Linked DNA regions of Mus musculus: region 2 is linked to region 1. Evidence: chromatin loops called from intact Hi-C (ENCODE). Cell type or tissue: left cerebral cortex. All regions are shown on one strand. Each heading gives the region's core, and the rest is flanking DNA. Links, peaks and the distances in the headings are about the cores only. Region 1 holds the start of 1700022H16Rik (RIKEN cDNA 1700022H16 gene). Region 2 has its middle 9.5 kb from the start of Gm38407.

Region 1 (11,903 bases), core at 1,899-9,898:
TGGGCACCTTACTAGAATACTGGAATTCTAGCTAGCCAAACACGGCTGCACTCAATGGCTCAGGCCCTTCTGTCTCCTTCCTTCCTCCCGAGGTCAGAGGCCAACAAGGACCCAGAGTTAGAAGTCTTTGAACCAGCATCCCCATCAACTCTACGTTGCAACTGCTCTCACTTTCACGGAGATCTTGCAGCCTTCCTTTGGCCAAAAGAACCGCCTTTGAGGACACTGAAAAGAGGAGGCACCAGCTACAACAGGGAACCAGAAGTGAATCTTGCGGGCTTTCGCCTCGCTGAGCCCAGGCGCCCCAGGGCTGCAGTTACCTTGTTCCGCCGCGGTCCCAGGGCAGAGCGCGTCTGTGAGGGTCGCTGCGCTGGACTTGAGTGACCAGAGACTCTGGAGCCGACTGGCACCCCTGGCGAACTAGACTTCTGACGCTTCTGTAGCTGCGGTGACTCCAAGAGTCGGACACGCGGGAGCGCTTCACAGCCCCGGAGTTCTACCCGCCGGGGTCTGCTGAGCCTCGCTCCTGGCTCCCTTTCTGAATCTGAACCAGTGCCGGCGAGAACTTGCTGGGGAGAGGCCGAGCTACGTCTCACTCATCCCTTAGCACCGAGCCGCCTACTTATTTTAATCCACCTCCCCCTAACCCCCCTCCCCTTGCCGTGCGATTTCTCCCCTCCCTCCCCTGCCCCCCAACTCTGCCTGCGCCTGCGCATTGGGAAACAAAGTTTTGCTGACCCGGGCAGCGGACTTTGGCAGCTGTGCTAGCCTGCCTTCTGCTTCTCCTGACCGGTGTCCCCTCCCTGATAATCCCACTCGACACTTTCTGTGTGTGTGTGTGTGTGTGTGTGTGTGTGTGTGTGTTTCTAAGACACATAAGATCAAGCAGTAGAAGAAACATATCTTACGGATAAGAGAGGACTAGAACCGAGCATTTCGGAGTTCTGTTCTGGAGCTTTGGGACCTATGGTGGCACCACCTATGAAAGCGGATAGGAGCCTAGGGTGTCCCCACACCAGCACCTTAGGCATACACTCAATTTGTAATCTGACAAAGTCGCTGCCGCTCTTCTTAAGATTTCCTCCTAGAAGTGACAGACTCCTGGTGTGGAGCAGCGCTCCTGACACCAAATAGTGCTTGAGACCTGGGCAGCGATTCTAGCAGAGCTGGCTGGTTCCTGGTGCGGAAGGACAGAGATTACTGACTGCGCGAGCCATAACATCCGAGTGCCTATGGCTGACCACAGACTCTGGGGTGTGGAGTTCCACAGAAACGTCCATGGCAGAGCGTATGAGGAGAAGAAGAGCTAGTTACTTGAACTGCAGACCTCCCCGGAATTCCATTCTAAAGCTCCAATCACATATTCTTTTTAGAGTGGATGGGAGTTTTAAAGAGCAGCTAAAGGCACTGGGACCCCTGGGCCTGCGGGGCTGGTTTGGGTGGAGTTTGTAGAGGGAGTTGGGACCTAGAACAACTACATCCTTGCTGTCTGCTTCTTACACAGCCCCAAATACCTCTTTACTATTGATCCCTGGAACTGACCTAAGGCTGACCCCAGTCAGCTGTCATTCCTCCCTACCACCTTTCTGGAATGCCTTACCTGGCTTTTTCATGGAAGATGGTGAGGTTTTCTGACTTCCTGACTTTGCCCCAAAGTTACTACTGCAGAGTGGCTCTTGTCACACACACACACACACACACACACACACACACACACACACACACTTCCTGGGGAGTAGGTGCCACTCTCACACATTGAAACAGTCCTTTTGGAAGAGTCACCTACTCCTCAGCTTTACTGTGCAAGACTGATCCCATGTGATCTCTTGAGGTAGCAGGAGTTTGATTCCTAATATAGGGAGTGATGATGGAGGATGGGCCACATCCCTCCTCCCACCTGCATAATTGAAACAGACTTGGTATTCGCAAACTTTTAGAATGGAACATAGCTTCCAGACTCTGGCTAACTTTGGCTAGAGCAGGGAAGGAACAAGAGAAAGGGCTATAGTTTACTCAGGAGCCCACTCCCACCTCCAGCACCCCACTGGTTACTGTTCAAGTAAGAGACCCACATAAGTGTGCCTATGTGCCTGGAATCTTAGCAGCTGTCAGTACTAGCAGGATCCTGGAAGCAGAGGGAGCTGAGGTCACCCCATTCCAATAGCTGGGGACACAGCAACAAAATCCAGTCAGGAATCCCAGGACTTCCTTCCACTTAGGCTCAATGTGTTCCCATAGTAGGCAAAGCTTGGATAATTTCCATGCTAAGGGCCAAAATTTCCCAAAAGAGTTAAACAAAATAAAACCTCTGCTTATTAGCTAATATACACTTGAGAAGAGCAACAACTCTACATCAAAAGTACAGACTCTCCTGAGACATATATGCACTAGCCCCTTATCCCCCAGGAGTCCATGCAACACAGTCCTCTATTTCATCATTCTTTTTGGCTTTCTCAAAAAAGTAGCCTTACCATCTCCCATCTCCTCCACCAGGTGTGTGTGTGTGTGTGTGTGTGTGTGCGTGTGTGTGTGTGTGTGTGTGTGTGTGAGAGAGAGAGAGAGAGAGAGAGAGAGAGAGAGAGAGAGAGAGAGAGAATAGGTTACCTACATTGGTGGAACAGTGCTTTGATTCCAGGTGAAGAATATGCAAGCAGATTTTTTAATTCTGCTTTTACCTGGAAAAACTGACCTGGCCTTCAAGCAAGTCCTGGAAATGAGAGGACTCAGAAGGCGCATGAAGCAAGGTTGGGAGCTCAGGCTTTGGCTCTCAGATCTTTCCAGGGAGTTGGTTAACAAAGCAGGACAGGACTGTGCATAGCTGTGTACCCAGGGACTGAGGTCACCTCAGTGGGCTTAGATCCCTGGTTACTAAGGGATTGCTTCTTGGGTCAGCTGCTAGAAGTGCTCCCTCCCACTGTGAGTCCCTTGGTGAGCGACCCCATGTAAAGCATGGCTCCCAGATGTCCTGGAGGCCATCCAAGGTCCTGTTTTCTTCTAGGTGTTACTTGGGGGAAGACGCCCCAGTAGCCCCGGAAGCTGCCAGCCATTCTGTACTTTGTGCTAAGGAGAGCAACTGCTGGCATCTTTCTCCCAACTGTTTAAGAGAAATTGGCCAGACTAGGTTGGACAGAAACTAGTGGATGGAGGGCAGGGTTCAGAGTACTTAGGAAGACATGGGCATTTTTTGAAGAAGTTAGATTCGTTTAAAATTCTCCAGGATGTCGTGTTTCAAACCTATTTCATGACATAGACAGTCTGTACCCAGAGGTGCTGTTGGTCACATCAGCCCAAGAGCCCAGTGAAGAAGAGGAAACTCCTATCTCACCCACGCCTCATTGCTGGGGTCCACAAACTCCGTCTCTCAGAACTTCCACTGACTGAGACTATAGTTTAGGCATGCATAGAGCCTGCAGAGGGTAACCAGATTCAGCGGTTACGGGTTACTCCTCTCTGAGTCTCTCCCTTGGCCACTGCCTGCTGCTTGGCTCCAGGAGGGACGCCCAAAAAGTTCCAGATTCTGCAGGAGTTGATCACCTGGAGAAAGGGTCTCTACTCCAGAAAGAAGAGTTCTAGCCCTGGGCCCCTTGCGTGCTTGCTTCCAGATGCATCCTGGTCCTGGTAGAGTGCAGCCAAAGCGCGACCCCCAGCTTTGCAGGAGACTCCTCCCAAACTTTAACCACAGGGAGTGCAGCCTTTCAGCCTCGCAGACACTACTGTGGCTGCCAGTCCTGGCTCCCTCCCCCGCACCCCGCAGGCTTAGCCCAGGTGATAGTGACCTCTACTTGTCCTCCTGTCCTAACCCCAGTCCCTTTTTGCCAATCAGAAGAGAAAAGATACAACCTGTCTTGGAGTTAAAAATGATTTGGGTGGTCTCCGCTTGTTTCTGAACCCAGTACCTCTCCACAGATACACAAAAGTGATCTCTTTCTGCTAAGTGGAATTTACTTAATATTTGCGAAGTGTCGCTTTTACAGCAAACTTTCCTGCAACTACTTTGTGGACATCTTGAGGGAAGTCTTCTCATTATCCCCCCCACCCCACCCCATATGCAAGATTGGAACCTTTAAATCTCGAGGGGAGGGGATTTAGCTTTACCCGTGTGCTCATTGAGATGATGAACTGTAATGGCTCAATAGTTCCTCTGGAACCATTATAGTCAATCGGGTCAAAATCCAGCTCGGAGGAGGAGGGGTTAAATTTCAGAGGTAGGCAATGCAGCTTATGTACAAGTTTGAGACCTTACAGCCTCTGAAAATCTACAAGGTAGCCAGGATTTAGAGAACAGAAGCCCGTGGCTAAGGTCGATGTTTATTGTTGTGACAGCGACAGGCAAGTTACGGTCCCCAAACTGAAAGGGAAAGCGAACACCCTTTTCCCAGACGTTTCCCGCATCCTAAGTTCCTTGTGAACGTCTAAGCATCTTCTAATTATTAAACGTCACAACAGGGCATCTACGTGGATATATACCTTTGTCTTTGTTTCTTTTTGAAGGAAACACGAATATACACAAGAGATTGCACGAACTCTGGCCATACTCTCTTCGGTAAAATGAAAAGATAATGACTTGTGCAAAATATGGGCGAAGGGCATAGTAGAGCTTTTTAAAATGAGTGATTAGAATCATTTTTGACACACAAACACCTGCGCTCTGGTGGAACTGAAATGTTCTTTCCTCCAAGGTGGGAAGTGAGCACATCAGAAAAGACCCAGTGTCTTACAAAGCAAGAGAAGATGGAGAAAAGTTGTTGCAGTTGAGCTGTGTGCAGTTGGGATGGAACCCTGGATTAGAATCACCTACCACACCCGCAGCGCTGCGTACTGGACCTGCAAGGGGCACCGAAGGAAGGAGTGCTCGAGGTAATTAAACATTTCCAGACACTGGAGGGCTGTTACCTGCACAGCGATTTCCGGCTGGGGGGCTCTGAAAACGTCTGGCTGCGAAGTTTTTAAACCAAGCTCCCCGACGCAATCATGAAGAAAACGCTCCCCCTGCTGGCGAGGAAGCGACATCTCTCAGTTTCCTTTCCTAGAAAAGCCAAGAACTCAGCTATCCCTTTTTTTTTTTATTTTTACCAGAGTGGTTTTCACGGAATTTCCCATTACTCTTTTAAAATCACGTGCACTCTTACTCTTCTAGAAGAAGGGAGAATTCTTCCCCACCCCTTTCGAAGGTTTGTGCATCCTTGCATCAAATCAGACATTTCTGATTTTATTTATTTTAATAATCTGAAGTCTTTAGCATTTTCTGCCTCCAGTGCCTTCTCATCTTGGGAACCACTATGAACAAAGATCTGGGGGGAAGATTTGTGGTTCTCAGGGATGGACTGGGGTGTGTATCTTCTGTCCAGGCACCGTGAGGTGAGGTTACCTCCTTCTTACTCTCTCACCATGGCTCAGTTCTCCCTGGAGCACATTATCCTCCTCACAGGTCTGTTTTGGACTCTGAGGAAGCACAGGAACGGGAAGAGAATCTGTTCCCGTGAACCATTTCCCCTAAATTCTTGAAGCTATTTGTGCTTTAGTCTCTCCTATTTGCATCCCTTTTCATTGTTGACTTCTCCAAAAGTGTTTTAATTGGACCCTCTCTTTTTCTTGTTATCCACACACAGGCTCTCTGACAGAGATCTGGACACAGAAACCCTAAGATTCTCTATGAAAACAAGTCTCTAGACAGTCCCCAAGCTACAAAAGAAACACAAGGTCTAAAAGATCATGGTACTTTACTCCTTGGAGCAAATTATTGAGAAAGTCACACACACACACACACACACACACACACACACACACACACCACTACCAACAGAAACAACAACAGCAACACTGCAGAGATGGACATGCCCTGGAAAGGAAAAGATCAATGCTCTGCCCTGCTCCAGATCAAGAAGATCCATCCTTCCTGGCACCTAGCCTTACCTTTGCCCCACTAAGGAGTAGAGTGTAGCCATGTCTTCCTCATCTTCAACTTTCAGGAAAGGATGCCAAGGGATTTGACCTCAGCTAGATGATTCAGGACACTATCATATGTGCAGCTCTTGCCCCAGTCACTCAAAACCTCAAAGTGCTTAATCTTGGTGCTTCAACAATATTACCTACCCAGTGGAAGGGGACCACGTGCCTGGGTCTCCTTTGTGTTTATGTCAGGGAAACTTCTGTAGGCCATGCTGCCATATTGAGGAGGTGCCAGGCCACCAGAGTGGTGACCCAGGTTAAAGAGAAGCTGCTGCCCTCTGAAACTTGGAAATCATCCTCTCTGGTGCAGTGTTTTACGTGTGGTGTTCCTCCATCAAGAGACTTGAACTTGAATACCAGCTTTGGGTAGATATGGGCATCAGGTTAGAACTGAGAACACTGAATAAGGAAAACTCAGTTCAGTATGTTAACCATCCACAAAAACCAACCATCCCTTCTCTATGGTCTAAACTGGTATCAGAGTACCAGCTCCAAACAGCCACATTTCCTCTGATGACTCCAGGAAAATCCATTTGCTTATAGCAAACCCAGTTTCCTACAGAGAATCTTTTCACTAGAGAGCAAACCACTGCTCAAACACTTTGAGCAAATACAAAATATAAAAAAGATAATATGTTAGTGTGTGTGTGTGTGTGTGTGTGTGTGTGTGTGTGTGTGTGTGTGTGTTTTATCCAAAAGGATGCGTTGTGCTCTTTGGGTGTATTTAAGTATTAGTTTGCACTTGATAGATTAGCAATAAGGAAATGAGAAAAAAACCTTAAAACTAATTATTGTAACTGGTATATTATAGATAAAAGAGCTACAGGAGTCTCAATTTCATTTTCTAGATAGTCAGACTGTAACACATGTCCTAGGGGATTTACATAAAGGAAAAGAGCCATGCCTTGTAATGGGAAGTGTTCATCTTAAGTTTCTGGTAGTCAGGGACAGTTGTAAAAGACCACGAGGCTCACAGGGATGACAGAAGAGCTCACGCTGCACTGGTGGCAAAGACTCACTGTTTGGGGGTGTCCGCAGCACAGGCTGTCTAACACAGGATATGCCAGTCTTCAGTAGCTTGGCACCAAAGACATGATAAGTAGTGATGGCCTAACACCTGGCTGTTGAGCCAAGAGCAGTTCAATGAGGTGAGAGTTTTGAGAGCTAATGTTAAAGACTTAGGAAAATGCTTCTTAAAAATCTCCTGAGGCTAACTCACTTGGAGTTTGTCAGAATGCAATCCCCAGGTCACATCTTCAGCACTTTGGATTCAAGCAGCCAGAAGTGGGCCCCAGAGTCTGCCCGCCAAGCACACAAGCACAGCTTTGTCCACTAGCAAGCATCGATGTTCCTGGAATGGGTCCTCCACAGTCCTGCAGGCACACAGGTCTTCCCAAAGAACGTCCTGAGGATTGAAAAGTTAACTCGATTAAAAAGCACGGCTGTCTCTGGCAACATCTTATACCTCTTGCCAACTATCTTGTTTCTATGAAAGAAAAAGGTTGAACATGGATTTCTTCAAAAGGTTGTTAAGTTCCTCAACTCGAAAACTCCACTGCCTACTAGTGGAAGAGTGTTGTTTAGAGGCAGTACACCCAGGTTTGTTTCTAGCCACATTCTAAGAAGCAATCTTAGAATGGCAATCTGGTGATCAGTACTTTCCAATTTTGTTTTAATAAAATCCCAGTCAGCAACAACAACAACAACAACAACAACAACAACACACACACACACACACACACAGTGGTTATGGGACTGTTTATAAAAATGGCTTTGGTACAGCTGTCCAGGAACCCCAGTAAGACAGAAAACGCCTGTAAGCCCAGTCGCTAACACCAGCTGAGTGACTTTGGTCATGAAGCTTGGATACAAGGTCCCTGGAGGAAACAGGTTTGCTCTGTGTGCTGCTTACAGCGGGAGGTCACTCTTCTTACTGGCAAACAAGTAAGAACCAGGGCCCTGCTGTGGCTGTAGTGGTGGCTGGGTCCAGACCACAAAGCCGGCTTCTAGAAGTGGAGTGAAGCCCCAGAGGGCAGTATCAACACAGACTCTCTTCTTTATGGAGCTGGGCAGGCACTCCAGTCCCACATGAGTTTGGTGAATTCTCTTAAGCAAATTAAGAAACCTAGCATGGTGGTTCTTCTCCCTTTGGATCTGAGAAGAGATAGTATACAGCTTTTCCTGAAGTTACATAGCTAGGAAAATCTGTAGTTAGGAATCAAACCAGATATGTTTGATACCAAAGCCAAGTTCCTAATGGCAACACCCTGGTCTCATAGTGGTCTGTTAGGAACTTCAGCATTATCTGGCAAATGATAGGGATACATCAGCATGGGCTGTCTCAGACCTACTTTTCCAGAATCTGAATGTTAATACAAGCGTTGTAGCCATAGGTAGGCGCACGGACATTACAGTACAAGCGTTGTAGCCATAGGTAGGCGCTCGGACATTACAGTACAAATCGTTCCAATCCCTTGGCCCAGGCATTAGTCCCGCTTCATTGTCCATTTCTAGAGTATAATAGGAAGGAGAAATAAAAATACTAACACTTAGGAAAAAAACCAACACAAAGATTCTTGGAGAAGTATGTACTCTAAACCTGCTCACACTTATACTTTGTCCTACAGCAAGTCAATGCCACTTGACCATCAACCTGACTGGCTCTCTCCCAAGGGGCCTGCCCCATCCCTGGTACCTGGAATTCAGGCTGCTGGAGCAAAGAGTCCCTGAGAAAGATCAGAAACTTCTATGTGAGAAATGGTAGGCTTCTAAACTTGTAGGAGCCAGAGATGAGCCAGAGCTCAATGGGAATTGTGAACAATGAGACCTGCTCCACCCTCCCTCCTGCATCCTAGCATACTGGCTCATAGATTCTTGGTGGAGGCACCCACTTAACACAGTTACATGTAAGACATTGATGTCTGTGCATTGTTAAGACTCATACTAATCTTGGCACAGTATCATTTTTAAATTTAGGAGGCATTGCTAATTAGCAGTGTTACGATTATGCAAAGGATTGATGCCTTGGAAATCATGCTTGTAAATGTGCTGTCTCTTGGATCCTCCAGATCTCTGTCAAACTCATAGTGTTTATTATATCATTGCCAGTTGATGCTCTACCAACAAAAAGGAAGTCAGTTACAGTGAGTGCATTCCATCTCTTTCACCTCATATTTTTACAATCAAATGTAGAAGGTGCCTAAACTGGGGCAAAGAACTGAGAGCCTAGCTATGAAAAGTGTCTGAGGGTATTGTGGTCTGGGTAGGGTCCAGAAGGCATTGTCTCTCTTTCCCTGGGTGTATCTTCTCATCTAAGAGCCTGGTGTATTCAGCTGCATCTCTCTAACCATCCTTCTTATTTGGAGTTTGAGGGAGGTGGGGATGGCAGCCATCAACACATCAGGGGATTGCGCATTTTAAGAGGCGTATCTGGAAAGAATCATGTTTAAGCAGAGAAATGGTAGAATTCCCACTATTAAAACTCTGTATATAAAATGCTGGGGGGAGACTTACACTTATCATCTTTGACATTCCCATTTCAAAGTTGAGAATTTTGATGCCCAAAATATGACTCATCCAGCAACAAAGCTGCAACTGGAAACCAGCTTTCCCTGCAATGGGTGAGTGGCCTTTGAATTCACCACACTCTCCCCAGTTTTGTGATTTAAATCTTGAAGGGAGGGCTGGCTCACCAATGGCCTCTGTTTACTCTGTTTGAATAGGACAAGACCACATTCTGCAATGATGCTTCTGGTGAGGAGCTCCTTGTAGGCACACAAGGATGCACAGATGCAAGTATGCCTGCGCCTGGGGGTTGGATGATTGCTGTTCATTGTAGCAGCTTTATGAAAACATTAAATGTCATTACTTATTTCTTCATGTCCAAAATGTATACTTCAACATTTTTCTTCTGTAGACAAGTGTCGCTTTTACTGCAATCTTCAGGCCAGATGTTCTTGGTATAAGTGGTAACAGCTGCCATGCTGGCAAGAGTGTGGCTTCAGCCAAGTCACTTACCAAAAGGGCCCCAGAGCTGTCTGTTCAAGAACACTGACATGGCAGAAGAAACCCATACCTGGCCCTCCCAAGCTTCGTGGGAAACCTTGTGAAGTCTGGTACAGGGGGTTTGGGGAGGGCATGCTGCCAAACCCAGGCCTGTGTTTCCTTCTTCCTTGGTGATGAGCTGGGGATGCAGGCCAGGGAGAGCCAACTCCTTCCCTTCAGGCTTCGTTCAAAGCATTTGTAGTGCCATCACCCATTACCCACATCCTCATTTGTCTGGAGACCAAGTCGCTGCCCTTGCATTCTGTCACACTCAACGCAGCCTCCTATGATCTCAAGTTGACATTGTATTGTTTTTGAATTTTACTCGAAGCCGCCTGGTAGCATTTATCTTCTCAGCTCCCTTGGGCCTTGAAGAATTCCTCAGTAAGGTCCTATCTCAGTGTCAGCATTTCCAGAAAATACAAGTACATTTTGCTTCCATTGCCAGCTAAACCCAGAGACTTGATTCAGCCAAAAAGTAATTTTTGCCTTTGCAATTGTTTTGGAATGGTCCATTATCCAAAAATTGTCACCTTGTCAAGAAAGGTTGACTTTATAAGACACCAAAAGTCATGGAAGAGCAAACAGACACAAACACACCCTTCACATCAAACAACGGAGCTGTGGGTTGCTATAGCAAGATGCTTCCTCCAAGAGATGGCCAGCTCATTCAGACTAAGTCCTGGTTCCATCCCATGGGAGTGAAGTCATTTCCAACAGGAATAAATCACTAGGTGTTGAATCTGGCTGCATGGAAACAAAGGATAGATGTCTTCCTAGACCTAAGTGTTCACTTCAGGAGGCCACTACTCAGCAACAGTCACTAGCCCTGGATTTCCAGGGTTAGCCCAGATATAGTCACTCTGTCCAGAGTCTCCTTACAGGGAGGAAACAACGTCCTTCCTGTAGACCAACACATGGTAGAAAACATTGGGTTTTGAGACCATGTAGGAAGTTTCTCATCCTGACTTTGTCTTTTTCTGATGCTCAGTCTTGGACAAGCTGCTTATCCACTTGAAACTCCCATTTCCCATCTGTAAAATGGGAAGTGCACATGTTCTATGGTTTTGTGACTGATGTGCTGGCATTTGTAGCCTCTGGCATAAAGAGATTAACTGCCTCTTCCAATGCCAGTTTACCTCTTCAACCAAACAGTGTTTAGGGAAGAATCCATTCTCAAAATCAGGACTGTTTTTAAGACCAATACTATTAGATAGACAGATAGGTAGGTAGATAGATAGATAGACAGATAGATCTTAATATTGTACACACACATATACACACACCAATGCTAATCAGTTATGCTCTCCGATAACTGGAGTCCTGGAAACTCCTAGACATGCAGGAGGGGGCATGAAGAGGAGACTAGAAGGCAGTTTGCTCCCATTTCTGTCCAGGTTGCTATAGCAATGGGCCTTTACCCAGCATCACCAACATGCTCCAGTCTGCAACTTCTTCCTTTGCCCCATTACGTTACTGTCACTTAGTGGTCAATGCCTTGTCCCAGACACTCTAGACTTCTTACTCTGAGCGCTGGAAGCCTCCTCTCTCAAGGCTCAGTCGAATGCTTTCTGCAGTGTCTACCTTCTGAGCTTTTAGGCTCTGATAACACCAAGCCACACCGTTGGTCCCTCACTCTGACATTGGTGCCCTCCATGCCCCCTCCCAGTGCTACAACTCTATCATCTGATCAAGCCAATTTTCAGATCAATTTCTCTCTGTTGAGATGCCCAGTGTGGCTTGTTTCCTGGCAATATCCTGACTGTCACAGGGACTGTATGTCCCAGTTTGCTGTGATTGTCCTCATTCACCCTTGTTTCCCTGGCATCTTGTCTAATTTAGCATTTGTCCCAGACAAAACTGTCCCGATTTTGATGATCAATTGTAAAGCCACTCGAAGTGTATTGTTC
Region 2 (11,903 bases), core at 1,653-9,652, 870 kb before region 1:
AGGGGGAAAAAAGAAAGAACAGCAGCTGCTTCCTCACAGGGTTGGGGAGAGGAGCTAGATTTTGGTTTTGGGACAAGATGAAGCTGGAAATGATTTGTTCTGCACCACTCTTCCTGTCACAGTCTCTCCAAAATGTTGATTCTTTAGAAATGTCAGAGAACTCTTTTCAAATTTTCTTTTGGACTTGATGTCCTGAAGGCACCGCTGCTGACAGCTGAGCTGGAAACCTTGAGACAGCAAAACAAGAAAAGGCTGGAACTCGGTATCCAGTACTTCCTAGAAGAAGGGAAGACAACATCCCCTCAACTCCACGGATCCCTTGAGGAGGTAGCCAAAGAGAAATTCAAGCCACCATGACTGCACTATTGTTGGCCTTAAAGACAACTCTGATGGAGGCTTGTTGGCTACTTGTAAGTGCTGGATGGAACTCCATTCCTCAGAGCAACCACAGGGCACATATAAAGTTCAGGTAAAATATCCGATTTTACCTTCCTGCTGTTGAAAGAATGTCACTGGTCAGTGATAGAGATAGGCCCACTGAGCACTGTGGAAGCAACACATCTCTTGCTCCAAGATGTTATAGAAACATAAACACATCTCCTGGTCCTAGACATTTGGGGCTCTGTTTATAGATTAAATCTCAGGATGTGTATATTTGACGTTCACATTCCAGGATATTAATTGTCCAGTGAACTTGTGGGGTAATGTCTCTGTCCTATTAATGTCTGATGGACGATTCCGATGTGAAAGGTGCTTTGAGATGTACAAAGGACATTGTATATGCAAAGCTGGAATGTGAGCTTGTTTAGTGTGAACTCAAGTAGGATTCATAGAACCCTGCAAGAGTGGAGGCCTCTTAAATACCCCAACCCTAGAAGGCAAAGTCTAGAAAAGAAGAATGGAATATACAAGCTATTTGCCTTTTCATTGTTAATCTACCTAATAAAGTCTAATTGCATCTCTAGGAAGCTTTCAGGATTTTGACAAAGATCACAAAATGTACTGGCAGTTCAGAAGTCAGCTAAGAACTTGCCCACACAGGTTCTTGAAACATGACTAAGTTGTTCAATATATTCGAGCCACCTCCTTTCTGGAGCAATGTATGGATAACTCACACAGAAGGCAGTAGGCATGATGGGGCAGGCAAGGACCTCCGGATCTGTTGAAGGTTAGAAAACACCCACATTCTGTTCAGCTGGATGGCAGGAAGCACATGTTGGCTCTGGAGGTTATAATCATCAGCCTGACTGGAGTTATGAAGGGCTCCCAGGAAGCGGAACAATTCATAGGATGTTCACAGGTATGGAGAATAGCCAGATGCTCTGCTCAGCATCAAAGAAGGCACTGAGATTGAGACCTTCATGTTATAGTTTCCTCCTCCTCCTCCCCCTCCCCTCTCCTCCTTCTAACATGGTGCATTATGTGGCTTCAAAATAATCCTTAGATGACTCAAGTCAGGCCACAGGCCTCCTTATAGCAATGGAAAGCATTTGGTATACCCTCACGTTTCATCCTTGGGTAAGCTGTGCGGCATTGGGGAAACTGGTGCATGAGTATGAAGGTACCTGCGATGACACCACATTCTCTCTCCATTTGCCTTCCATCCTTGGCACAAGGCATACCCACAACTGTTTAAAGATGATGAAACCAGAAAGCTAAGGCTCAAGATGCCTCTGTGACTTCGGCTCTCTCTGCTGTCCCTAACCCTCTAGAAGTGCCCAGGTGTCAAATCCTGCTAAAAACCTTTCAGAGTTGAAAGGTCAACTCATCGAAGCCTCTAAAATGGTTACAAAACAATGATTCTAATATGAAGTTTATCTTTGTTTAAAACACCACTGGAAAATGCAACCTTCAGTTTTCATTCATTTGCTTAATAAGTGGTAAAGAGGAACATCAGATCCTGTGTGTATTTATCTAATTTGAGTCGTCTCCTAAATATTTAATTCAGTATTAAATTGCTTTTAAAATAAAATTACTCGGTTTTTCCCCCTGAAACTAAATTGGTTTTGCCTCATAAACACTAAGAAAATGAGGGAAAATTTTAAAAATCATTTTAGTAGTAGCAATGACAAGCTACATGGGGCATTGACTGTAGGCTTATTTTGGCAACCATAATCCTACACATACTCGCTGAATAGCCCTGCATGGCAAACACAGTGTCAGGAATAATACAACAAGATGAAGGAGACTTGGTTCCTGTCCCTTGAAACAGTCTACAAAGGCTGCAGCTCAGGGGAGCTCTCTCTGCACCAGCGTCCTTTTTAGAGAACAAAAAGTTCTCCAGGAAACACTATACAGCGTCTTCCATCCTTGCATCTTCATAATTCACAGTAAAACCTTTTCAGCTGACTTAAGCCTGAAGAGGGGTGGGAGGGGGAAAAAAAGGAAGGAGAGAAAAGAAAAAGAAAAACAAGAACTAAATACATGTGACAATAAATCTGAGATCATAAACCGTGGGATTCCTTCATAATACCACACTCTTCAGAATCAGGCAGTATTTTTCATCTGACACGGATTTAAAGGTAGCTCAAAGAAAACATGGGATTAACTGTAAGTAGTGGGATAGGAACCACGAGCCAAGCTTGCAAATAAACACATCAGAGACTTGGTCTAAAAAAAGGCAGAACACAAATAACGTCCTCTTGATGTGCCTACAGTTTCGTTCAACTGTTCCCAGGTCATGAACTAATTTGCCAAAAAAGAGGTTAACTCCAGTGCAGCAGGCAGCATTTGAGGAAACAGGTTTTGTGCATACTGCCTGTGGAGTCAGGCCACTGGAAGCCCTGCCTATGTAATGGCTCTCAGATGAGCACTTTTAAACACTCTTTTGTGTATGTGAATGGATACAAGGGGCTTTAGGACACTGCAGACTAAGGTCCTTAACAAATGTGGGCTTGGCTTGTTCCCAAATGGATGTCTCCCGAATTAGCCTAAATAAATTGAGGGCTTGAATGACCTTGGGCAATGTACTCCGCCCCCCTCCCTTCAAGTGAGGTGTCCTTCGTATAAAACAAGGGATTGGGATGGGTTGATCTTTCAATTCTCTCCCAGGATCCAAAGGCCTGTCCCTAAAGATTCAACACAGGAAAGCTGACCTCTGCCCCTCGCAGCTTCCAGCTGAAGGAGAACAGAAAAGTAGCCAAAGCCCAGGGAGCGCAGCAGGAGGGTGATTTCCAGCTCCGCTAATCTTCCAGAACTCCAGGGCTCGGAGTCACTGGAGGGTGAACAGCAGCGTTATATCATTTCCAGGCAAGGCCCGTGGTTTCCCCATTTCATCATTTGCTGCCACTGATCTAGCTCTTCTAGCGTCCTGACTTCTAACATGCATAGTAAATGGGTTTTTTTCTTGGGGACTTGACGGCGCATGCACATTCCCAGGCTTTGCTTTCCACCATTGTCAGTGAATAGGTTTAGAATGACCAGCACCTAGCTGGGCTTAATGATCACCCAAGAAATCAAATGCAGCAGCAGCTTATGGGGACCACCCACTTAACTGCCCAAGAGCCTAGGTTGTCCTCACAACATGAGCACTAGGAACCAGAGACCCATGTGATTTTGCAGTGTAACAGAGGACACACAAAAGAAGCGGCTAGGCATTAGATCAAAAACCTAACACAAATAAAAGTGAATGAATACATGAACCAAACACATAGAACGGGGAGGTCGTTATCACTGAACTGCCAGCCACGGAACTTAGTGGTGGTGGTGGTGACCTTTTTCAACATGGAAGGAAAAGCTCGAGTCAGTGTGAGACACAACCTAAAATAGGCTCTAAATCTGGGTTTCCAGTTGGACACCAGAAGCAGTAGAATTCATGAACGGGGATGTCTCTTCTCTAGTGAACACAGCTGGACAGAGGGAGTCCCTAAGCCTCAAGTATATTTTAAGCTGCATCTCTCAAAATGTCAAAAGTGGGATTAAAGTGTAAATGATTGTCAATTCATTCCTTCTCTCCTGGTACTATGCTGTTACAGGCGGATTCTGGTTTATGGGGAGGGGAAAGGTGGGATGGTCTTCCAGTGTAACCGAATAGAGCACAGAGGGAATGAGGAGTCCCAGTGTGTCTTGGGGGAGGGGAGCAGTTCACAGGCTGCTACTTTTTTGTGACATAGCTTTTATGGGGGGAGAGCCAGAATATTAAGCTCATTGCTTCCAGATGGAAAGGTTGGACAAAACAGAGGTCTTGGCTCTGAAAGCCTGGACGCAGTGGTGCGATATGGACCTGACATATTGAAGTAATCGAGATAGAAGATCTGGCTTTAGCCAAGGCTGTCAGATAGATACTTTTTAAAACATTACATGGTTTGTAACAAGGTATTGTGTATCCTCCCAGCAACCCTGCCGCCTTAGTCTCTGGGAAGGAGGTGGGGGGAAAGTGTGCTTATTTTGCTTGAGTTACTAAAGCTCCTTTTATATAGGAGGAATTTGGCATCTCCTGGCTGGGAGCAACGGAGCCAGCAGTGTCCAGTGCACTTGCAATGTAGATCATGCTAAGTAAGTCCAGGTGTCTTCAGAAGAAGAGTGGTCCTAAGCACTCCCTTATTTGAGCCCCGAAGCAATCATGGCCCTGTGCCTCAAATGAGCCTCAAATCTGTTTAATAAATCATCTGTCTATTTATAGAGTTAATCCAGGAAGAAATGCTGTCTTGTGACGGCTAACGGAGCTGCGTCCACCAGAGGGCGCCCATGTCCGCCTCTTTCAGTGAGGTCCTTTCTTGGTCCTTCGCAAAACACTTTAAACCATTGTGGATGGAGATGGGTATGGGAAGAAGAACCCAAGCCTCCTTTTTTTGGGGGGAGGAACCGATCCCTCCAGTCATGTCCACTGTGGAAATGGAAATATGATCCCACTGTTTTTTGTTTGTTTGTTCTGTTTTTGTTTAAAAAAAAAAAAAAACAAAAAACCTCAATACATCCTGCATTGCACCTTCCATTGGCTAACTTCACACCTGAGACATGTTGGAACATCTCCACGGACCCCATGTCTGCTTCACATTTCAAAGACTGGGAACTGTTAAGCTTGTATTTTGATTAAAATTTCGTATTAGCTCCCCCCCCCCTTTGAGTGTAATTTTAGGATATTTAATTTCAACCAATCATCTGAGGGGAAGGGGGGAGGTATTTGATGGGAAACAGCACATGGGAAAGGCAGCCAAGTTAGGAAACAGAGCAGCTCAGGGCTGCAGAAATGTGACAACCGAAATCTCCTTTGTTCTCTCGGGCAGGGTCTGAAACCAAAGACCTCAAGGACAGGGGATGTAGCTTTGGCCCTTGGATCAAGCGGGCCAGTCCTCTCCTGAAGCCTCCTAGATAGCTTCAGTTCTCCCCAGAAGCCTTGTCACTAACTTCCTGGCCTTGCACAAGTTTCTGGGCTTCAGCTACCTGGTGGGGCTTAGGAGTACAATAACTAACTACCTGACATGTGCCCCTGCCTATGGCTGTTTCTTTAGAAATGCAGCAGTCCCCACAAAGCCAGTCGTTGAAGACTGGGGAAGACATTAATTATAACTCAGCCTCAAAGCAATTAGACTCGAGATAGAGGAGGTGGAAGTGGAAGAGGAACATACAGTAATTCTCAGCTTCCATCCCACTGCACTTGCTGTAGAGTAGAGGCCATGTATTCAAATGTTGATAGTTTAGGCAGGAATGAAAATGGATTGATGGAGTGTGTTTGGTCTAGACAAAGTATACATAAGCATGTATTGTTCATGGACTAACACAGTGGGATTGCTCAGAGATCATAGAGGTGGTGGGATCTATACCAGGCTGGAGGGCAGGTACTCTTATATTTCAAGGCATTGCCATAGAAATTCACTTTGAGGGGTGCTGGAAAGAGTGTTATCAGCAAAGAGATTGTCTCACCAGCGTGAGGAACTGAGTTGGGTCCCCTAACTCATCAGGCAGTCATGGTGGCATGAACACGTAAGCCCGTGTTTAGGGGATAGGGAAAGAAATGGATGGATTCTTGCACTCTTTGGCCAGCCTAGTCCACCTGATGAGTCGCTGGCCAATGAGAGATGTTCCCTTAAAAGGTAGATAGAGCCTGAAGTATAATGCCAAAGTTTGTCTCTGATACACACACACACCCCACTTGTATGAGTATCTGCTGTCTTTTGGGTTACAAATTTGTATCTTTCGATCTACTTTTTATGTTTTATTACTTAAAAGATACTGAAGACAGAGACAAGTATTTGCTAGGATATGAAATCTCAAATTTGCCCAAATAATCCTGATATTGATATCTTGTCATAGAGCCAAAGTATAATTCTACTTATCATTCTACCTGACCATCTTGGATGAAGTAAATTCTGTCACTCTAGTTCATCAGTTCTCAATGTGTGAGTCATGACCCCTTTGGAAGTTGAATGACTTTCACAGGGGGTCACCTAAGACCATCAGAAAAAGATAGAGATTTACATTATGATTTACAGCCGATAGCAAAATTGGTTATGAAGTAGCAACAAAAATAATATTATGGTTGAAGAATCACCAAAATCTGAAGACTGTATTAAAGGGTAACAGCATCATCAAAGTTGAGAACTGCTGGCCTCATTGATTGCCACACTCAGGGATGATCAGAGCGGGCTTCTCCACGAGGAGGGCATACCGATAAACTACTGGTCAGTTCTTATATCTTCCCCCCGCACATGTAAAATCATGAAGTGATGATGGAACCAGAGGGAAGGCTTGTCTGATCTCTAACTGACTCATGGGACAAGCTTGGTTTCTTAAGCTAAAACGTATGCATCCTCTTGACAAACAGCATCTGCTGACTCTCCCAACCATGTGTCACGTGGAAGTGCTATCTGAATTGCATTGTGCACTGCATGACAGAGTTCATGCTGTCCTCACAGCAGTTCATTATCCCCTCAAAAGCCTTGTGTTGCTAGCCTGGTAGCCTCTGTAGCTGAATAATGTTCCACCATTGAAACAAGGTTCATGATGTTTCTCGTATGGTAAAGGTTACAAAGTTCACATACACAGGTTGCCTCTGAGGTCCTGCCATGCTCTGCCCTGCTCTCAGAATGGTGTCATCCACTTCCTACTGTGATCTTCCTGAAAAGCATGATTACGTTCCCTTGAGTCCTTGCATAAAAAGCACAGAGACAATTGCTCGTTTTCAACTTGCCTACTTGGCACAGTTGCTGGGCCCACTTCACAATTGCTGGGCTCTGTATCTCCCACCTGCTCTAAACTTCAATAGCTAGTCCCATCTAGCCTCTGCCAAACATCCCTGAAACCCTGCCTGTAGCAATGGCCACAGTCCCAAGCTCCTCCAGAGACCTCACATGGCTGCTGCACTCTTCTCCCTCCAAAGCATGGCAAAAACTCTTCCTCTCTTTCCTTGCCTTTGCCTTTTCCTCCAGGGACCCAGAAGTCCTATCTGTACCTTCTGCCCAGCAATTGGCCCAGGCTTTCTTTACTGACAGAACAAGAACCAATTGGGGAACAGGACCTTAGCATTAAAAACTTCCCCCTACAGTTAAGTCCAGTCTTTGACTCTAAAATTCCCACTGGTGGGTCTCATTCTAAGTTTGATGCTACTTTTGTTCTATCAACTCTGAATCTTTGATCATTAATTGCAGATTCCCCCTATTCATGTTAACTGTGTAAGGTGATTGCATTTGGAAACCCATGGGTTCCAGTATGAAATGTTTCATAGATAGACAATGTGGAGAGGATGCTAAAGTTGGCTTCTCCAGCACCTACTGCACTTTATGTGGTGTCCTTGGTTAGTGTAGTCAGAACTCAGAGTCATTTTTCCAGTAAGAGGCATGGATTTGCACTGCCTCCTGAACAATGACTAACTCCTAAGCCTGAAATGTAAGTCTCTCTAGTTCTGGCAATAGCTATCTTGCTTCTTTCTCCCCATAACATTATGTTCACACCTGGCCTCAGACATGGTGCTGAGCCTCCTGAATGTACATGTCCCAGAGTTTCATATACAGTCCTGTGCATACCATTTCTTCTACTGGATTTTCTTGTTCTTGAATGTCTGCCTGCTAAAGATACTGGCAGAAAAAAATGCATATCCATCTCATTTCTACTCAGAGGCAGAAGTATTAGGATGGAGAATGAGAAAGAACAGAGGAACATTTCAAACTCCCCTCTCCTGCTTCCAGAGGTTGGAAGAGAGTGAGTTGAATTAGGGACCAAGCAGCCTGGATTCAGACCACCTTACCCTTCTCAATAGACTTCATGGAAAGACCTCCATGGCTCTGCCCCTTCTTTCTTTGTGGCCTGCTTTGCTATGCTTGTTGGAGATAGTTAGGAGACCCCACTCTCTAAGGATGTCCATTCACTGAGAAGGACTAACAGAAAACAAGTGATGGTCCCTGAATAAGCATTCCTGCTTGGTAGCTGCCCTTACCCCATCAGTGTTACCTCACTGTTGAGGTTACAAACGCAGGGGATATTATCTGGCCCTGCAGTAACAGCTAATGACCTCAGATCCTTCCATATGAACGGGTTTGTTCTGGATCCTTATGGGATGGTGAACATGGTGGCATACACCTTCAACCTCAGAACAAGGAAGGTACAGACAAGAAGAACTCATTACACAGCTGAGTACCAGGTCAGCTTCCCTCAGTTATGTAATGAGTTCAGCGGAACAAAGTTCTAATATTAAAAATGTTAGTTCTAACAGCATATACCCTGGAACAGCTTCAGTGGGGAAAACATAAAATAATTAGAAGAATTCTGTCAGTTATCTCAAAGGAATGTTGGATAGAGAAACACTGAAGGAACTGTCCAGATAGGAGGTTCTGTAGTCTTGAACTCCAGAATTTTCCAGCAATCAGAATAAAGTCAGGGAACCAACTGAGTAAAGAAGAGGAGGAGGAAGAAGAGGAGGAAGGGTAGGAGGACAGGAAGGTGAAGTTCCATACTTCCTCCTAAAATTCCCATCTTGGTCCTGTCTTGGACGTGATTCCCATGGGGTTGGGTGACTCTCTCTACTCTCCTTCTCCCTTGCTGGCAGCTACACAATCCATTATCTCCTGAACTTTCCTCGTATCCTTTGGAGATAAGTATTTCCTTATGGTGAGGAAATTTTATACCCATGGAGATAGAGGAGAGGATAGCCCTGAAAAGAGAGAGATTTTTTCCCCCTGTTCTCTGTTATACTCAACTCATAAAGCAGCAGGCAGAGGAAATGTCTATGGGTGTTTTTAATCTCGGGGGGCAGGGATAAGTATTAGAGGAAGGAAGTTCTAGGGTGGGTTTGATAAGACTTATAGAATATTTTTCCAGAAAAGTGGATAGCCAATCTCTGTTTTGTTTCTATGTTCCCATAGAGAAAGATAACATTTCTGAAATAATTTCAGGCAACTTGCATTTTGTATGCAAAGCAACTGAGGCTCAAAGAGGGACCCTTCTCAAAAGCTGGACAGAAAAGTGGCCAAACCATTGGACTTGCAAACTTTATATGCCCCAGTACAGGGGAACACCAGGGCCAAAAAGGGGGAGTGGGTGGGCAGGGGAGTGGGGGTGGGTGGATATGGGGGACTTTTGGTATAGCATTGGAAATGTAAATGAGCTAAATACCTAATAAAAAATGGAAAAAAAAAAAAAAGAAAAGTGGCCAAAGGCCAAGGATCAAGGGTGACCCTGATTTTCTTAAGGTCATAACCAAACCCTGGCCAGGCGCTGGATCTTTCTTCAAAGCATAAGAAGCACATAGAAATCACCAAGTCTAGGGATGCAGACCTTTCTTCCTGGAGGTTTTAACACCAAAGAGTCCCTGGACTTGAGCTCTTGTTGTCTTTACCAGGTACTTTGTGCCCCTCACCATGAGTCCTATTATCTGAGATCTATCCCTGGGCTTAGAGTAAGGATTATAGATGAGGTGGGTGTTATACAACTTGTAGACCTCAAACCAAGTGACAAGGGCTAAGGATTCTGGAAACTTCTCTGGGTTGAACACCAGGATGGACCCTAGACCTTGCTCTGGGAAGGCATAGTGAGAGACGGACTGGATGTCATAGATTATTCACATGCAATGTGGGCCTTGCCTCTAAGAATCTCTGAGTGGGGTATAGAAATGCTGCTTTCTATGCAAGTAATTTATTTCCAGAGACTTTATAAATAATTAAATACTAATATTCATACAGTTATATATACAAAATGAGAGGGGTGTTTTTAAATTTACTTATTTATCTATTTTATTTGTTTATTGTCTTTTGTGTGTGTGTGTGTGTGTGTGTGTGTGTGTGCTGAGTGTATGTGTGAGTACCACAGGCATGCAGGAACCCTTATGGGTCAGAAGAGGAAATTAAATTCCTTATATCTAGAGTAATAGGCAGCTGTGTGGGTTCTGAGAGCCAAATCTCTCCTCTTCAGGGTGTTTTGTCTTCTTAACTGCTGGGTATGTATATGTAAGGGTGTATTTCTATGTGTCTTTAAGTGTATGAGTACATGTGTGTGTGTGTGTGTGTGTCTGTCTGTCTGTCTGTCTGTCTGTGTGTTGGTGTGTGGCTGTGTGTATGTGTTACCTGTATGTGAATATGTGTTTTTGGGTGTTTGTTGGTATATGAATGTGTATGAGTGTGTGTGTTAGTGTGTGTGTTGCTTTGAGTCTATGTAGAGTTCAAAGGACAACCTTGGGTACTGTTTCTTGGGTACCATTATTTGTTTTGTTTTGTTTTGTTTGCTTGTTTTGTTTTTTGAGACAAGGTCTTTCAGTAGCCTTGTACTCACCAAGTAAATTAATTTGGCTGATCAACAAACCCAAGAGATCTAATTGTCTTTGTCTCTCCAGTAACAAGTTCAAAAGTGAGCTTTCGATCTTCACCTTTTTTTTTCTTCAAGTAACATACTCTTACTTAACCAACTGATTTATGTCTCCAATACGTTATTACCTTTTACTCATTTTGAGATGAGAAATTTAGCCAAAATTACCCATTTTGAGATGAGTTATTTCACATTTTAAGCATTTTGTGCTCTACATTTAAGTGTACATAACTTCTTATTGGGGTATACGGCTAGCAGAATGATATAGGAGCAAGTGGAGGGGGCAGGGTATTGGCATCAGGATTAAATTCATACCTGTTAATGCTTCAGAACGAGTTTACATAGGATTTACCCACTACCATCCTTAATCCTTGGCAAACTTGGCTCCTCTTGCCTCCTGCTGGGAAAATCAGTGCCAGGAAGATGGCAGGTCATGGACCCTTGCTTTATCTCATTCTCAGAAGACTACCATACCAGTGTTTCATCATTCAGGTATTTATACGGGATGCATAAGATTCTAGAGTCCCTTATTGATTGGCTGCTCTGATGGCTTCAAGCTCTCAGGTTTGTCATGAGAACTTCCAAGACCCCTCTCCGCCCTTTTTGTTGCAGAGAACTAGCCTATGTATGACATAAGCTTTATTGTGGAAATGCACACACAACTTACCCTCTTCTGCACCAGAGGTTTTGGCACCTTACTGCTGCCTTCAAGAAGATTCTCAAGATTTTGTTTTCTGTTTTTCTTGTGTGCTCAGAGAGAGCAGTATTTTGCTACAGCTACTGCATCTTAGCCAGAAGTAGAAGCAACATATGTTTTTGAGATTTATGTATATAGCTTTGGGTCATTCTTCTTAACAGCTGCATAGAATTTATATATATAAATTTATATATATCAGTGTATTTATTTATAGATGGACATTTGGATGTTTCCCAACTCCTTAGCTGTTAAAAACAATACTGCAATGAATATTCCTGCACATGTTCGCTTGTGGACATCTTTGAAAATTCCTCTAGAATATACATCTGGAAGTGGAATGGCAGATCCATGGAGAATGCTCCTTTTTAATTTTGCTATGTGTTGCTAAAATGCTTTCCAAAGTCAATGAGCCACTTTACATTTTTACCAGCAGGGCAGGGGTGTGTGTTCGCCATTAGCTGTGACAATGGCTGAT

Evidence for each region. Hi-C counts contacts between places; a loop is a spot of excess contacts. Peaks named below come from ENCODE experiments on the same cell type or tissue, not always from the same donor. Only the 100,000 strongest peaks of a DNase experiment are listed, where the experiment ranks them.
Region 2: a loop joins it to region 1, with 14 times the contacts of the local background. A loop is called at or near these places in 32 of 42 quality-filtered maps.

What each region holds. Positions count from the first base shown.
Region 1 is chr12:9,563,160-9,575,062 of GRCm38, reverse strand. 1700022H16Rik (RIKEN cDNA 1700022H16 gene) reads left to right here and starts at 4,478. Exons shown (of 4, transcript NR_045488.1): 1 at 4,478-4,543; 2 at 4,680-4,857; 3 at 9,494-9,569; 4 at 9,672-9,827. Osr1 (odd-skipped related transcription factor 1) reads right to left here and starts at 621. Exons shown (of 3, transcript NM_011859.3): 1 at 321-621. In left cerebral cortex, for the core only: a CTCF peak has its summit at 5,001 (motif pointing left); a DNase peak (open chromatin) is centred at 4,893; H3K4me3 peaks cover 771 bases.
Region 2 is chr12:10,430,965-10,442,867 of GRCm38, reverse strand. No RefSeq gene overlaps it. Among named protein-coding and RNA genes, the nearest start is that of Gm38407, 9.5 kb to the left of the region's middle. In left cerebral cortex, for the core only: a CTCF peak has its summit at 4,669 (motif pointing right); a DNase peak (open chromatin) is centred at 4,673.